Regions from separate parts of the Mus musculus genome. Here region 2 is linked to region 1. A link is a loop called in an ENCODE intact Hi-C map of the cell type or tissue named here. Cell type or tissue: left cerebral cortex. All regions are shown on one strand. Links, peaks and the distances in the headings refer to the core of each region. The heading gives the core; the rest is flanking DNA.

Evidence for each region. Peaks named below come from ENCODE experiments on the same cell type or tissue, not always from the same donor. Only the 100,000 strongest peaks of a DNase experiment are listed, where the experiment ranks them.
Region 2: a loop joins it to region 1, with 8 times the contacts of the local background. A loop is called at or near these places in 2 of 42 quality-filtered maps.

Annotation. Positions count from the first base shown.
Region 1 is chr6:96,094,451-96,102,793 of GRCm38, forward strand. It overlaps 2900060L22Rik. Among named protein-coding and RNA genes, the nearest start is that of Tafa1, 15 kb to the right of the region's middle. In left cerebral cortex, for the core only: no CTCF peak of the experiment used is centred there; DNase peaks (open chromatin) are centred at 2,021, 3,553 and 3,969; H3K27ac peaks cover 348 bases.
Region 2 is chr6:96,040,041-96,048,383 of GRCm38, forward strand. It overlaps 2900060L22Rik. Among named protein-coding and RNA genes, the nearest start is that of Tafa1, 69 kb to the right of the region's middle. In left cerebral cortex, for the core only: no CTCF peak of the experiment used is centred there; DNase peaks (open chromatin) are centred at 4,278 and 4,505.

The sequences.
Region 1 (8,343 bases), core at 334-8,333:
CCTCCCTTCCTTCCTTCCTTCCTTCCCTTATTCCTTTTATTTGTCTTATATTATCATATCCTGAACTCAAATCTATCTAAAGACTATCACCCATACTACTCTTAAGCACTGTAATATTATGCAAATGTATTTTATTAAGAAGGCAAAGTGGATTCTCACTTCCCAGCTCACCAAATCTAAAGGTATTAAATCTCTTACTTGGTCCTCTCTCATGGAACCTAGAATTCCATTCAACCATGGCATGCCATTTGATCCAATGCAAAGCTGATTAGGAAGGATATCACCATGGTAGGACATAAAGGAGCTTGGTATTTAGAGTCATGCTCACTTTGATTCAACTTAGACTTCGGAGTGACAGGCTCTCAGGGTGCCTGCTATCCTTTCACACTGTACTTCCTCCTGTGAATCCTGAGACCCAATAATAATCCTTTGGGTGACTATTCAGGATATTGTCTAATTATTTCCAACTTTTTTCCTTCTAAGCATATTCCTCCAGTTCTTGGTTAGGCAGGCTATAGGATTTGTTATAGCTAACAAGAAGTATGTAAACTCCTTTCTTAACCCAAATCTTGGGGATGGAGAGATGGGTCAGTGGTTAAGGACACTTGCTGCTATTCCATGGAACTAAGTTTTGATTCCCAGTACCTATACTAGGCAATTCACAACCACCCATAACTCTTATTCCAAGGAGCCAATGCCTTCTTCTGGCTATTGTGGGCATTACACACACATGGTACACAAACCATATATGTACACATAAAAAAACCTCCTATATCCTCCACTTCTCTCTCTCTCTCTCTCTCTCTCTCTCTCTCTCTCTCTCTCTCTCTCTCTCTCTCTCTCTCTCCCTCTCTCTCCCTCCCTCTCTCTCTCCCTGGCTCTGTGTGTATGTGTGTAAAAGAAAACAGGTTTCCTAAGAGCACTGCAGGGGGCAGCAAACTGTGTGGTAACCATTGTGGTGCCTATTCTAGTTTTTTCCTTTACCTGTGGGTCTGCTAATATTTTCAGCAATCATAGATAGATATTTACATAAAAAACAAACAAAGCTACTAGTAGCCTCAGAAATTCAATTGGACTCTCCTTAAGGGAATTCTTTGGTCTTGTTTGCACATTTGGACCATTATCTGGTGACAGTACATGGAAATTCCTAATTGGACAAGCATGAGTCATGTGACTTTCCCTTCAATCATGACTATTTTAGAGCACTGTGGTCAATGGGCTTTGAGCACTAACCCAGAGACAGAGGGGAGGGAGTAGGCTGCTTAGTAGTCATGTTAGGATACTCATTACAAAACTCTTCAAAAAGCTTACAGAGAGATAGGAGAGAACTTTGTAAGAGAACCATTCACCTTAAGTTTTATACTTAAGAGCTAACCTCCATCAACACTTCTCATTGATTTCCTGGGGCTCAGGAACAGAAGTATTGGATGGAACGTCTCATGGTTGCCTGTGAGAAACAGAAATGAAGCTTCCAAGGTAGACTCTTAGGTCTCCAGTAGAAGGATCTAGGCTTAGAGGCAGCATGTATTTATCTGGGTAAAACTCGTATCTCCAACCATGAAAGGGCACACAAAGTGACCAATCTCTAGTTGACTTGTGAACATTCTCCCAATGATGTAGGAAAAGTCACTAAACATCTCCAAGGGTAATAAAGCATTATAATGCTATAAGAGTCAGAAACCTCTGAAAATTATCTGAATTCTACTTTGTAATGTGGGAAATACTCGAAAATTTTACTAATAGGAAATGTTACACTGGGGGAAAACTGACTTGCTATTCTTGGCCACGCAAGTTCTGCTAGAGGGTATCATGATTGCTGTGGATACACGTTGGGCAATTTCATATACCAGCCCTTCCTCCATTGTCACTTGGCTCAGAAAATTTCATGAAATTATACAAATCCCTGAAATCTAATATTTTTATGTGATAAAATTGTGTAAGAGGAGGGGGTGGAAGAGAAGTTTGGAAAATATGATGACAGATGGCAAGTGGGCTCAGGCACATAGCGTTCCTATATATAGGGGAGGGGACAATCTGGTTAATCAAGGGGAGGGGGGGCAGTTTTAAATTTAGTTCCAAGTATTTTATATATTCAGCAACATCATGTGTAGTGTAAAAGTGTACCGAAGCAGCTGAGCTGGGTAGAATTTTTAATGTTTTTCTTGGTTGGGGGTGAGCTGTGTGATCTGTATTTTCAACAGCTTTACATATTATTTCATGATGCCTACATCTGAAAATCAAATTGTATCCATAGGTTTGGGGTACGTCTTTTGAAAGAGGACTGAGAATATATTTCTAGAGAGTTTCTTCCAAGGAAATCTAAGGCATTTCAAAGACTATGGTCATTACAACTTACTTAGCACATGGGAAAAGTATGGCAAATATTCTCAATGAAGATGATTCTAGAGCTTGGTGGGAGGAGCAATGGGGAGGCAGGAGAAAGTCCTGAGAGCAAAGCCCAGCTTTACGTAATGCAGGACAGGTAAACTGTGTTGCCTGGCATAAATCACTTCAGACGTTTGGATCCTAATTTATTATTAAAATGAGCGTTCAGGGGCTGAAAAGATGCTTCAGTGCGTAAAGAGATTGTTGTACAGATGCAAGTACCAGAGTTTAAATGTTTGGAATCCACATAAAGCCAGATGTGATGTCACGCATCTGTCATCTTTAGCACTCCTGCAGTGAGTTGGAAGGCGGAGACCTGAGAATCCCTGGAAGCTCATGGGCCAGCCAGAATAGGCAGTTTGGTGTCCAACCACAAGAGAAGGTGAGGATCAATATCCCAAGTCTAACCGCCTTAATCTCTAGTAAAGAGAATCTGGGGCCGAGTGTGCACTGGGCTTGGTTTTCCTAAACAAAGGACTTTCCTACCTCATGTATTCATTGTCATTTCCTAGTATTGTTCTCACCTTAAGCCCTCCTTCGAAAGGACTGTTGGTGACATGGTAGTGACATGCCTCTCATGTTTGGATACAAAGGGAAAATTATGTCTTGGGTGAGAGAAAGGCAACTTTCCAAAAGATGTTCACATACCTTGGCTGGCCCAAAATGACTTTGCTTCCCACCTCTAATGATGACCAGGAAATGGATCTTCTGTGTATCATAGGAAAGACTACTAAAATTACAGCCAGCTCAACAGAGAAGTTGGATTAACATGAGTGAAAACCAAGACAAGAGATATATTTAGAGCAAGCAACATTGAAATCTGATAGACACTCCTTGGAACACTTACTCTTCATCTACTCTGTGAATTTAAATAAGAGCTAGGGTGTTTGTGTGTGTGTGTGTAACCATGACAATGAAGTAAAAGTTTCATATGATAGCTATTACCATACAAAGCACATAGTAAGCACTCAGTAAATATACCTACATTGGACTAACCTTACATCTGTTAAACATAGCAAATGTATTTTTTAGTTGGCAACTAATTAAGAAATTGCAGGTATTTCTGGTGTTGCCATAGTGACACAAAATCTACCAAAATAAGTTTTTGTTTTAGCACAGTGGTTTTCAAACTTGGCTGCATATTGGAACTAACTAGGGAACTGTGAAAAATACCATTGCCAGAGTCTATCATCCAGAGATGCTAATTTGATGGATCTCGGGGTAGGGTCTCGGGGCATGGATGCATAAATACATCATCCCTTACTGGGATTCACTGCCAAACCTCTGGCTTAAGGAATATAAGTAGGGGCATTTCTTCCTTTTGAACAGAGCCCAAGGTTTCCTCGACTTCCTTTTACAATACTCTTTCCCTTTGCTCTAAACTAGTAACGGCTAGGTTCTCTTGTCTGAACTGGCACCATTACAAGTGCCACACATTCTCCATTACAGTATAAAAAACGCTGTATGTGAGGGTGGAGACCAAGAGTGGGGAAGGAGGCCCACTGTCAATATGTTGTGTGAGAAGAAAGAAATGAAAGGATAGGAAAGAGAAAACGAGAAAGGAGGCGAAGAGCACTTCCTTCTGGTGCTGGGATGTGGTGAGAGAGGCCCTTTTAGGCACGCTGAGTCTCAGCATCCCACACAGACACCCATGCTCACACAGACACATCATCTGAATCTCTTCCCAGCCTCCTCCCGCTCAGCCCACTGCCAACCACTCACTTAACATCTTGCTAAGAATTTATAAAACATCTCAAACATGAATAAGTGAGAAGTGACAGAGTTTGTTCATTCATTCACACATTCATTTATTCATATTTTCTATAAATATTGATTGAGTACCCACTATGGACCAGGTATCTTGCCAGACAGCAAACAAACAGTAATGATCAGAACAGGGGGCTTTCAGATTTTACCAAAGCCCTGAATTTGGAAAGCATTTGAGGTAAAGAACCTGGGTGGGATGATCTACCATCTTTTCATGAGTTCTTGAGTTCAGGTCTCTGTAGATTGCTGAATGAATGGGTACTTAAATAAATTAATGGCAGAAGGAAAGGGTGAATGGACAGTGATGAGCAGCAGATGGTTAGGGAGGAAGAAAATGATATTAGATTGTGAATATGAATGAATGTCATTTCATTCTAGATCACACAGTTTGTGGGTATTTTGTTTTTAAAGATTTGTTTATTTTTGTATGTGAGTACGCTGTAGCTGTCTTCAGACGCACCAGAAGAGGGCAGGGGATCCCATAACAGATGTTGTAAGCCATCATGTGGGTGCTGGGAATTGAACTCAGGACCACTGGAAGTGCAGTCAATGCTCTTAACCACTGAACTATCTCTCCAGCCCAAGATCTTTGATTTTTAAAATAATCAAGTATAACTGTGCTTGGTGGCACTTCCTACACTCCCAACATCTAGGAGGCAGGGACAGGGAGATTCAAACCAGTCAGTGCTACCCAATAGGATAATTGTCTCAAAACAAATAGGATCCTACCTCAGACATCATTATACACTGTGCATTTTGGGAAGGTAATGCAAGGAGTGATGGCATCAGAGAAAGTCTGTACCCAGGGTGCGCAAAACCAATGTGGGTAAAGAACAGGATGATAGAAAGGCAAGAGAATGGATAAAAGCTTCGAATCAAGAAGAATGTGATACATTTGACGGGCTGAAAGCCACTGAGCTTTCCCGGATGGTATGGATTTGAGCAGCAGACTCAGGACACAGAGCAGTAGACACTACTGCAAACGGAAGCAACACTGACTCTCAGGGATAGAAAGGATCAGAGGCTAGGTAGAGTGGGGAGCCAGGTGAGACTCCATGGGAAATGATCTACCAGTACCAAGTCTAGAGAATTTGAGTTAAAACCCGTAAAGTGGATGGGGCAATGGATGAATAGAGGAGGGGGCTCTTGTGGATGTTTCAAATACAGTTGAATTTGCAAAGGAAGTATGAAAACATCTTAAAAGTCTGAGGAAAAAAATCTTACAGTATAAAAATAAGTAAAACAAAACAAAACAAACAAACAAAAAACTTGATCAAAGCTAACAGTACATCAGCCCTGCTGATAAGCATCTTCCAGTGATCCTGTGCATAGCCTCAGAAGGTACACCCACCCAGGTGGAGCTGAGAACAGTGTAGTCGGGCTCCAGAGCAATTTGGTCATTTCTGTCATACTGTCTTACTGACCAGGTCAACAACAGAGAAGCAAAAGGAAGAAGACTCAGGGAAGGTGCTGGTAGTGGGGGTCAGCAGAGGTGTGTTTCTCTAGCAGGTATGAGACCTTGGCTAAAATACACATTTTACAAAAATTGTCCTATTACTGGAAATTCCTTAGTTCCTAGAATTGAAATGAAAACCAGACCAAAGAGAATAGTTAATCAGACATATTAATATCGAAAGAAAACTTAGAAATTTTAAAATAAAACTTACACGAACACAGGGAGTTAAGAAAAGTTAAGAGGATTGCTTCCCTAGAAGGAAAAGGAGATGGAGTCTTTCCTACCAGGTAGGATCCCATAGAGAAACATTGTCCTTTTTGGGCTCTATCTCACCAAAATAGGAGCAACCACATTAGAGATGACCAACATATATGGACTATTCAGAAAAAGAAAAGTATTTTATGTTGATAAAGACACCATTGAAGGGAGAATTACTGATTTGGAAAATGTAATATCCAGAGGGGGTGAAAATTGCAAGACATATTTGAAGTGTTTCTTACTTTTGTCAAGAAAGGGTCTCACTGTGTACGCCTGACACACTACTACATATTTCAGGCCGACCCTAGGATTGATAGTATCCTCTTGCCTTTGCGCCCAAGTGCTAGTATTCTAGGAAGGAGTCACCATACTTGGCTCAGTACAGAAAATGTTGACAGTTCAGTATTTAGAAAAGTAAGAAATCCAATGGATATGTATGCTCAGAGAAGTGCTAGGTACATGCACACTTGCATGTGAGTGCTGCAAACCTTGTGGTGGTGCATCAGAGATGACTTCAAATTCTCTATTTAGATCTTGAGTTTTCTACCTTTCTAAATTGATGTGCATGTGCGACATGAACTCAGGAAAAAAAAAAGACTACTTAGGGGCAGGAACAGCACCAACAAGTAGGGGGGAGGCTGTATGGGGGAGAGCAGTTGGGGGAGATTCATCATATATATGTACACAAATATCACAGTAAAACTAAAAAAAAATTCTAACATGAGATAGCAAAGAGAGGAAAACATGACTATGTATTTTTGTAAGTAGGAAAATTATAAGTATATAAAACTGTAAAAAAGTACAGTTTTGATCATAAATGGATCATCTCTTCAATATCTGTTCCCATTTCTCATTGTTATTCTAATGTCTCCCATGTGCCACCTCCCTTATTCTCTCTCTCTCTCTCTCTCTCTCTCTCTCTCTCTCTCTCTTAGCTTAGGGTGGGGGTGGGACATTATTTATCTCTAAGCCTAGCACTGTGATCTTTCCTCTTGGTCCAGAGAGCAGTCCAAGGAGGCATACTGACTCAAACTAGGCTCAAGAGACATGAAGTGATTTTTTTTTTTTAAATATAAGTTAAAAAGGAGATGTCCTTGCTCATGTGGCAGAGCTCACAGGTGCCATCACCTGTATAGATTTAAGTGCCAAGGCCAACTAATGGTGGCTTTTTTGAAAAGCACAGCTCTACTCTCCACCAGCAAGGTCGAGGAAAACACAAGCTATGCCAACAATAGCAGGCAGCAAACTGGAAGCTGGTGAATTACCTGGGATTATCTGTCATAGTTGGTCTCACTCAAAACTCACATCATAGATGAGGATGCACAGAGCCCAGACACCTGTTAGCTGTCCTGCCACATCTATGATGAGAAGATTGTCTTGGAACAGATATCCTGAAAGGCAAAGAGAAAATTAGAAAGGCAACAGCTAGGCCTTCAATGGTACAATGGAATTGTAGAAGCAAACTCACCTGGACACAAGCTCACTTGTGGCCTGTCAAACACTAAGAAACCATACATCTTTACTCTTTTCTTGTTTGGATTGTTTCAGTGTTTATTTTTTCCTCTCTCTTTTTTTCCTGCAAATGGCAACCATCGTATACAGCCTACATCCTTCTTTTGTGTCATTAGCATCTCAGAAGATTGATGTCTTTGTCTACTTGCTGCTCCTATAACTGAACACAGTAGACTGGGTAATTTATAAAGAATAAAGGTTTAATCAGCATGTCTCATTCTGGAGGCTGTTTGATTCAAGGTCAAGGTACTATATCTGTGAAGCTCTTCTTGCTAGTGGGAAATCTGCAAATCTGTTAGAGGTCAGAGACTATTACATCATGAAAGGGGTACATACAAGAGACAGACTGGGTTTGTAACAACCTACTGTCAAGATAGTGCACTAACACATTGGTCCATGGGATGGATTAACCCATTCGTGGAGGCAGAAGCTCTTATAGTTCCTACCTGATTCTAACTCTCAATATATCCAAATGGGGACTTTATTTCAACACAAGCTTTGGTGAGGACATTTAAGCTATAACAACTGCTATCTTCCTTCTAACTTCTTGCCAGCTACTCAGTGGCACAGATCTTATTTTCTCTGACCTTGATGGTGAGTGCCAGAGCAATGCTTTCTGTTACAGTAGCCACTAGCTGAACATGGCTAAGTTGAAATAAATTTAAAATAAAATTAGATATAAATTTAAAATGAAATTAAATAGAATTTAAAATTGACTTCCATAGCTGTACTAGCCACATTTCAAGAGCTTAACAACTAGTGCGGTATTGGGTCCCACATTCACCAGTATAGAAAGAGAACATTTTCTAGCAACAGTGGTGTGAGTGTGTGTGTATGTGTGTAGGCCACAGAACAACCTCAGATATCATTTTGAAGTACTATCAATACCCTCCTCTCCCTCTTCCTCTTTCTTTCTTGAAACCAGATCTCTCATTAACATGGAACTTACCATGGAGGTTATAGTG
Region 2 (8,343 bases), core at 54-8,053, 55 kb before region 1:
AACACTAGTTTTAGGCAACCAATATTCTTTATGCACAAAACTATTTTAAGCTGTGGCTGACTTTATTTTCTTATTTATTGGAGATTTAAATTTTGATTCTACTCTGATAGACAATTTTGAATATTGTGAGAAACTCAGCTTTAAAAAAAAATACTCTTAGGCTACTGCACATATAATGATCAGAAATTTCTGGCATCCAAGACAATGGATTCCTTTGTATCTAAACTTTGACAGTTTGGGGGATGACTTAAATATTTATGTAAATTTGGTTACCCTGTGGTGATGACTCTTAATCTAGGGTACTGGGAACCCATGATGATGACAGAATTTTACTTATGGACGCTTTAAAAATTGTCTCTGAGCTGGTTACAAGCCCATTGGTTATAAGCACTGGCTGTTCTTCCAGAGGACGTGGGTTTGATTCTCAGCAACCATGTGTCAATGCAGCTCACAACACTCTGCAACTGAAGTCCTAAGGGATCAGAGACTCTATAGGCATTGAATGCACATGGTACACATACATGCAAGCAAAACATCTGTATATGTAAAGTAAGTAAAATTAAAACAATTGTATCCGAGAGCATGCAGATAACCTTGTTTCCTCTAAGAATTCGGTTTTGCCACAAGTTTCTGAATCTCTCTGTTCATTTTCTCTAAAATAAGGCTGATAATTATAGCTGTTTGGTTAATCAATGACTAAGTGAAGTAATATTTCATTATTATTATTATTATTATTATTATTGTTGTTGTTGTTGTTGTTATTATTGGTTTTTCGAGACAGGGTTTCTCTGTATAGCCTTAGCTGTCCTGAAACTCGCTTCGTAGACCAGGTTGGCCTTCAACTTACAAATCCACCTGCCTCTGCCTCCTGAGTGCTGGGATTAAAGGTATGTGCCACCACGCCCGGCTCTCTTTATTATTTATTTATTTATTTATTTATTTATTTATTTATTTATTTATTTATGTGTGTGTGTGTTTCTGAGTGTGTGTTCTTACAGAGACCAGAAGTCACAAAATCTCTTGGAGCTGGAGTTAAAGGAATATGTGGGCTACCTGATATGGGTGCTGGAATCTGAATTCAGTTCAAGCACTTCTGATCTGGAGTCGTCTCTCTAGACCCAAACAAAGCCACAATATTTGACCCTTAGCTCTTATTACTATCACTCTTTCCTTGTTGAAAATGTGTTTAGATGGAGAAAGAGGGGTATCTGAGACATATGTGGCCAGAATTTCTAGTACTAGTCATTAATTATTGATGAATAAATTTTTAAAAATCAAATGGATCAGGGGTTCCACTAACATGTACAACAAGGTTATTCATTCCAAGTCCATAATCTTCATTAAGTGGTAGCTTTCCTAGAAGAGGGCCAAGTGTGTGTCAGTGAGATCAGTTTAGCATAGTTCATAGGTAAAGCATGAAAAGTACCAGCTTTCCCATATCACACTGGGGCTTCAAAGTCCTCAAGGGAGCCTTGCTTAGCTAAGTATAGCTGTCTCTTCTTTGGACAGAACCTTAACAATAACAAGTTTAGTCAGAACGGAAACTTCTGTGCAATAAATAATAGCTTTCATTGCCATTGGCAATAGCTTTCTGAGTAGGATTTGAAGCCTGTGTGTATGATAGCTGGGGTTGTGTTTCTGATTTTTTTTTTTTCCGCATGGAGAGTAAGGATGAGGCGAGGCATGCTTACTGATCAAAAGGAGGGCTAGCACCTTTGAATACTTTTATCAAACGGTCTGTTATTTCTGGTCCCTCCCTCCAGTGTTAGATATTCCTTCTTGTTAAAAGTGAACTTCCACTGTTATTCTCCTCTTTATAGTTTGTGATGTTCCAGGAAATGAAATGACTTTGCTGAAATAATGCCTAAAATAAGAGTACGTCATCAGTGTGCATGCATCCTAAGAAGAAAATATATTCACTGGTGACCTTTGTGCATTTCAATGCCTCTGATTACCATCTGGAACCTTATTTAACCTCACCCCCAGTAGCACCTCACATATGGATTTACTTAAAGAAAAAATTTCTCTCTTTCTCTCTCTCTCTCTCTCACTCTCTCACTCTCTCTCTCTCTCTCTCTCTCTCTCTCTCTCTCTCTCTGTGTGTGTGTGTGTGTGTGTGTGTGTGTGTGTGTGTGGTGGGGGGAGGGTCACTCATGCACGTGTACAAAGGTATGCATGCATGTGGTGGCAAAGATCAACCCTGGCTTTCCAATTCCTCAGACACTGGCTCACCTTGTTTTGTGTCATCTTTAAATAATTATGGTATTTATGTGCGTATGTGTGTGTGAGTATAGACAGAGGTGTGTTTACCTGGGCCTGGGAAAGGTACCAGATCTCTGAATCCCTCAGAGCTATTTAAGTTAGAGGCATTTGTGGAATGCTCAGCTTGTTACATGGACTGGGATCTGAACCCTGCTCTTCATAATTGAGCAGCAGGTGCTTTTGACTGCAGAGCTATCGCCCCCTCCCTGGGCTCTCAGATAACTACTCTGAACCACTAAAGTTTCTCACTAGCTTGGAGCAGTTTGGGCTGGCAGGCCAGGAAGACCAAGGGATCAACCTGTTTCTACCTGTTGGGCACTAGGACTGGGATTCCATGTGTGTGCCATTATCCCAGCTATTGCTTGCTTGCTTGTTTTCTTCCTTCCTTGTTTTCTTTCTTTCTTCCTCCCTCCCTCCCTCCCTCCCTCCCTCCCTTTCTCCCTCCCTCCCTCCCTTCCTCCCTCCCTCCCTCCATCCCTCCCTACCTCCCTTCCTCCCCTCCCTCCATCCTTCCCTCCCTTCTCCCCTCCCTCCATCCTTCCCTCCCTTCTTTCTTTCTTTCTTTCTTTCTTTCTTTCTTTCTTTCTTTCTTTCTTTCTTTCATACATAACATAAGTTCTAAGAGACTGCAACCACTTTCCTGGTTGATCTATCACCCAGTTCAAAAAAAGTTTCTAGGTCTGGATGAACCATTTGTTACACAGTGCTTAAGCAACTTTACACATTTAACTGTGGACTGTGTTTGGTGTTATTCACTTCTTACAGATGATATGGATAAAGAGCATTTAAAAATTTATATAACATACTAGTAGGAAAATATCAATTATTAAATGTTAAAAATTGTGAATATTATCTACAATATGCCACTTGAATAAGCACTTGATGTTCAGTAATTTATATTAATTAATTTGCATCAGCATTGTTTAATGCTGTGGTCTTTGCTCAATACCTGATAGATGTATAACTTACATATAAATCTTGAAAAATGGATAAAAATAATCCATATGTGTGGTAATATAGTCAGGTCAGGTTTAGAGGTAGATGCTTTATAGGGCCCTTTTGTAAGTAACCATAAATTCAATTATAGTGTGTTTATCACTTAAGGACCTTGATACTCTGATAAAGTGGATTTTCCTTATTAAAAGTAAAGGAAACTGTTAGTTGGAATAAAGAACAGGGGTACAGGATAGTTCAGTGTCAGAGCACTTGCCTAGCTAGTTTGTTTGAGACCTGGAGTTCAGTCACCAGCACCACAGAAGAAATAAAAGTCATAAGTACAATAAAAACTGAGGGAGGTCCCTGAGGTTCCAGCATACTATTGGAATGGAGGGCTTATTCTAATTTGTCCTGCACACTTTGGGGTGTAGGCAACAGTTGTGAGTGTTATAATGATTTTTCCATATGTGGTGGTCTGGTTTCAGAGGAGACGTCCACATTGTGTAGATGTTTCAATTTGCATCATTAGATTAAGCTAAAGGGTGTGATCTTGCCTCCTCTAAGTCACATAATTCTCTTTTTATGTTCATGGAAGTTCTGTCTAATTCCCAAAGGGAGCATAGAGCTCTAAATTATGATGTCCTCCCGAAGAGTTAGGAACGTCACCCCATTAACACTTGACACGAGGAAAAGGCAACTCTTTGAATGTTGGGATAAAAATATGTCCCACCAGTGGAGAGCTATATTTTATCTGTAACTGAGTAATTTAGACTCAAGTGACCTATATTGAGGAAAAGAATTAATAATGAAAAGATGAAGGATTGATGGATTCCTGCCACACAGGAACAGGAAGTTCAGCACATTAACAGTTAGCTGGATGAATTTGGGACATGATGCTATTCCCAAAATTATCAGGAAGAGAAAATATAATAAAGGAGAAAAAATCGCGTGAACAGTTTCCTACTCCCACCTCCCCGGATGCTGGGCTTCATGCTCCCTTAGATGGAGCTTCTCCATCAGGTTTCTCTTTTGAAAAAAGCTCCGTGTTTTGTGGGCTCTTTTCCAGTGAGAAATAAACCAAAAGTTTTTTGTTTATTTTTGAAGTGATCATTGTGTCCTCAGAACATAATTCTCTGAATCCCACTTGTTGGTATTCTAAGAAAATTCGCTGCTTTGTGTGTAAGAAAACACTGTCATCTTCCAAGTTAAAGTCCAGATAAAAATGTATCTAGTTCCTTAGCAAGCCAAACTCCTTAATAGAATTGCTTCTTTGTGGGAACATGGTTTTTCTGAGCATCTTTCTTCACTGCCTCCCTCCGTAATTCTCCTCCACCCCCTCTTCCTCCTCTGCCTCTTTTTCCTCCTTTTCCTCCACTTCCGCTGCCTCCTCTCTTTCTTCCTCCCACATTAGTTCCTGTAACAGCTCAGAAAAAAAATCTGTCCCAGATTTTAAGCACTTTGAAATTCTTATGATAGGAAATGTACCCTGAATTTAATCTGATTATTTAAAAAAGAACTGCAGATTCAATTTCTTATAATAACTTGTTACGATTGTTATAGGATCCATATCTTGAAGACTTAGCTAAAGTCATAAGAAGGAGAAAGAAACCTGAAATAGAAAGTTACCAGCCCAAAGCTGTATTTGTTTGATACATAAGTCACTGAAATCATGTCTGGAAATTTTGGAATCCTACCTTTGACTCCAGCCCTCCCGCCCCCCCCCCCCCCGCATCCTGTACTGAATGCTGAAAGTGATGTGTGCACATTTGTGGGAACTGAATTTGGATCGTCTCAGAGATCAATATATGCTCTTAACCACTGGATTGTCCCCCCAGCCCCTGGGAAATAATTTTTAAGGCTAATTTGGCAAAGTGCCATCATGATACTATGAGTGATTCTTTGCAGGATACCAAGGCAAGAGCTCTGTATGAGTTTAACCTTTGATCCTGGAACACCAAACTTCTATTGGCAGTATCAATTCCTGAATGAACAGATTCTCTGGGCTCTGGATCTGTAGAGCATACTTACTAACATTTTGAAAGCATAGTGTTTTTCTCAGCATTGTGTTCTTGGGTCTAAGGGTTTTTTTTGTTGTTTTTTTTGGTTTTTTTTTTTTTTTTTTTGGATGTAAAATGATTCCTAACTTAAGGCATTCCTCAAAAGGGGAGGGGCTGATATAGCTAATACAATCAATACTTTTAAAAGCCTCCAAGAGTTTGTGAGTGAAATTGAAGTTCAAGTCTCTTGACCCTTGGGCCTTTTTTTTTTTTTAAGGATTTATTTTTTTATTAGATACTTTATTTACGTTTCAAATGTTATCCCCTTTCCCAGTTTTCCCTCTGAAAATCCCCTATCCTCTCCCCACTCCCCCTGCTCCCCTACCCACCCACTCCCATTCCTGGCATTTTCCTATACTGGGGCCTTCACAGGACCTAGGGCCTCCCATTGTTCCCAGACCCATAGAACTTTTATGAAAGAAGGTCCCATTATATTTGGGATTCATTTTTTCAAAGTAAGCTATAGGTATGCTACTTGTGTGTCAAAGATAGGATAAGAATTAAAAGGAAGTAAATAACATGGGCAATGCATCCAGCATAGTGTATATTACCTGTCATATAAGGACTCTGATTTGGATACTGTGATGGTCAATTTCAACTGTCAACCTAAAACAACCTAGAATCACTTGGGAAGAGATTCTTGAGAAATTATCTAGATCAGTTCAGTTTATACACAAGGTTGTGGGAAATGGTCCTGATTGTTAATTGATATAGGAAGATCCAGCCCACCACTGGTGACAACATACCCTAGACTGGGCTCTAAAAAGTGTACGAGTGAGAGAAAGCTTTGATTATCTCTGTTCTTGATTGTGAGATGTGGCAAGCTTTCTCAAGCTCTAAATTCCATGATTTCCCTGCAATGGTGCACTCTGACCTAGATTGATAACTTTACTTCATAAGTTGCTTTTTGTCAGGGTATTTTTATCACAGAAATGAATGAGGACAGGTACCGTGGCTTGCTGTTTTCTCAGTTCATGAATGACAGCTTTCAAGGCTACTAGATGCTGATATTTTTGTTTCCTTTTCATAACAGGGCTCTAAGTGCAGGTCAGCTCCTTTATTTCAATCAACCAGAAAAAGCCACACCTATTAGAACCACAGGAGAAACTATTTATGTTGTGTAGACTCTGAGGTGTAATTCATTATTAGACATTTTTTTAAAGGATAGGTTTGACTTTCATTATTTTTTATTTTAAGATCCAAATTGTGACTGTGAAACACATTAGGATTCAAATTTAGTTAATAACATTGTATTCTCTGATGGTTTAAATGTGTCTTTAGTAAAGCATACTGCTAAAGTGAGATATAAAATATTTATTTTGTAATCTTCAGGTGGATTAGTTAAACATGAAAAAAGACATTGTGATGACAATACTACTGCCATGATATTTTGTGAGAGTGGGTTTTGCATTGTGTTTTCTATAATTTTGATGTTAAAATTTTATTGAAATGTACTATGAGGAGAACTGGGTACAGAAAAGTGGAGAGATCAGACTATCTTATCTAACTGAGCCAAAATGGACCTTACCCATGTATAAGCAAGCACCTTACTTAGGAGTAAGGTCCCTCCATATCAGGCTCTTTATCCCCAGATTAATTATTATTTGTAGTTGTGTGTGCGTGCGTGTGTGTTTATGGTATACGTGTGTATGGTATACATGTATGTATGGTATATATGGAAGTATGATGTGTGTGTGTGTGTGTGTGTGTGTGCGTGTCTGTGTGTGTATGTGTATTATATGTTGGACATCTTTGATTTAGCATCCAGTTCAAAGACTGACCTATGAGACTGTGTGTCATTGCAATTGAGTACCACTAGTAACTCATTCTATTGGGATGAGCCTTTGGGTAGCTCCCAATGAGATGCTGCTACAAATAGCTTTGCTATGAGCACTCTAATCTGTTCTCCTACACACATGCTACCTACCTATACACTCCTGCAGATACTCCTACCGTGACCATATCTAGGACTAGAGATTGGAGAGCATAGATTGTATATCTTTTGGGTTCACAAATGTCTGCCAGCTCATATCAGAAGTATATTAAAGTTCTTAGACCTCTATGCTTTATACTTTTTAACTTCAGGGCACCCACTTCTCTTCTTAGACATTGCAATGATTGAAGCTTCCTTTACATTTCCCAAGGATATGTAATCTCAGACTCTCAGGTTAAGAACCCAAATAAAGTGATTATTAAAATAAACTCCTGTTGATGATAGTAAGATGCTGTTCTGTTCTTAACAAAGTTATTCCAAATTCACCTTCAGAACACAAAATAATTATAACTCAAATTAAATGATGGCAGCTGGTTTGGGTTTATTCTTTACTTCTTTTCTCTTATAATTTTTATTGCCATTAGAAATACCTAACCTATGTGCCTTCCTTAACTTAAAATAGTTTTTATGCCAAATATTTTTTTCTATTGTACCAAGTGGCTTGGCTTCCTTTTTTAAGAATGTTCAAGGTCCAATTAAAGTTAGAAAAATTTTCCAAAGCACTCTGTGTGTCATCCTCTGACATAATTCTGTGTGGAAGACATGTGGCTTTGTTTGCTTAGTGCTTGGCTCAAAGAATACAGTCTGTGTATTCAAATGCTCCTTTACCATTTCAGAACATAAAATATCTCTTAAATTATAGTCTGTTCAGTGAATCTAATTTTTGCACAATTGAAATTTTCATCAGTATCTAGCTTGGAAATTGTGATTTACCATCAATAATAGCATTCTAGCAATTTGTTCTAACAAATTATGAATGTATAAGACATGTGAGAGAAGTTATTGGGAGACAGTACTAGTCTTTGATGCCAGTAGAAGTATGGCTATAAATCCAGTGTCTCTTAGTTGTAAGTGTTGTGTTGCAATACAAAGCCCGTGTCAATTAAAGCTATAGTCATTCTTAGATAATACTAATAATTTTGAACTGATTATAGGGTTAGATTATTTTCTATTGAACTTAGGGAAAGGTCTAAAGAGGTATTAAGGCATACACAGTTTAACCACTAATAATTTTAATTATTCATTCAAGATAAGCCACATGAAAAGTGACTTTATATTCATATGCAGGTTATAATTTTCCTGAGCAGTATATTC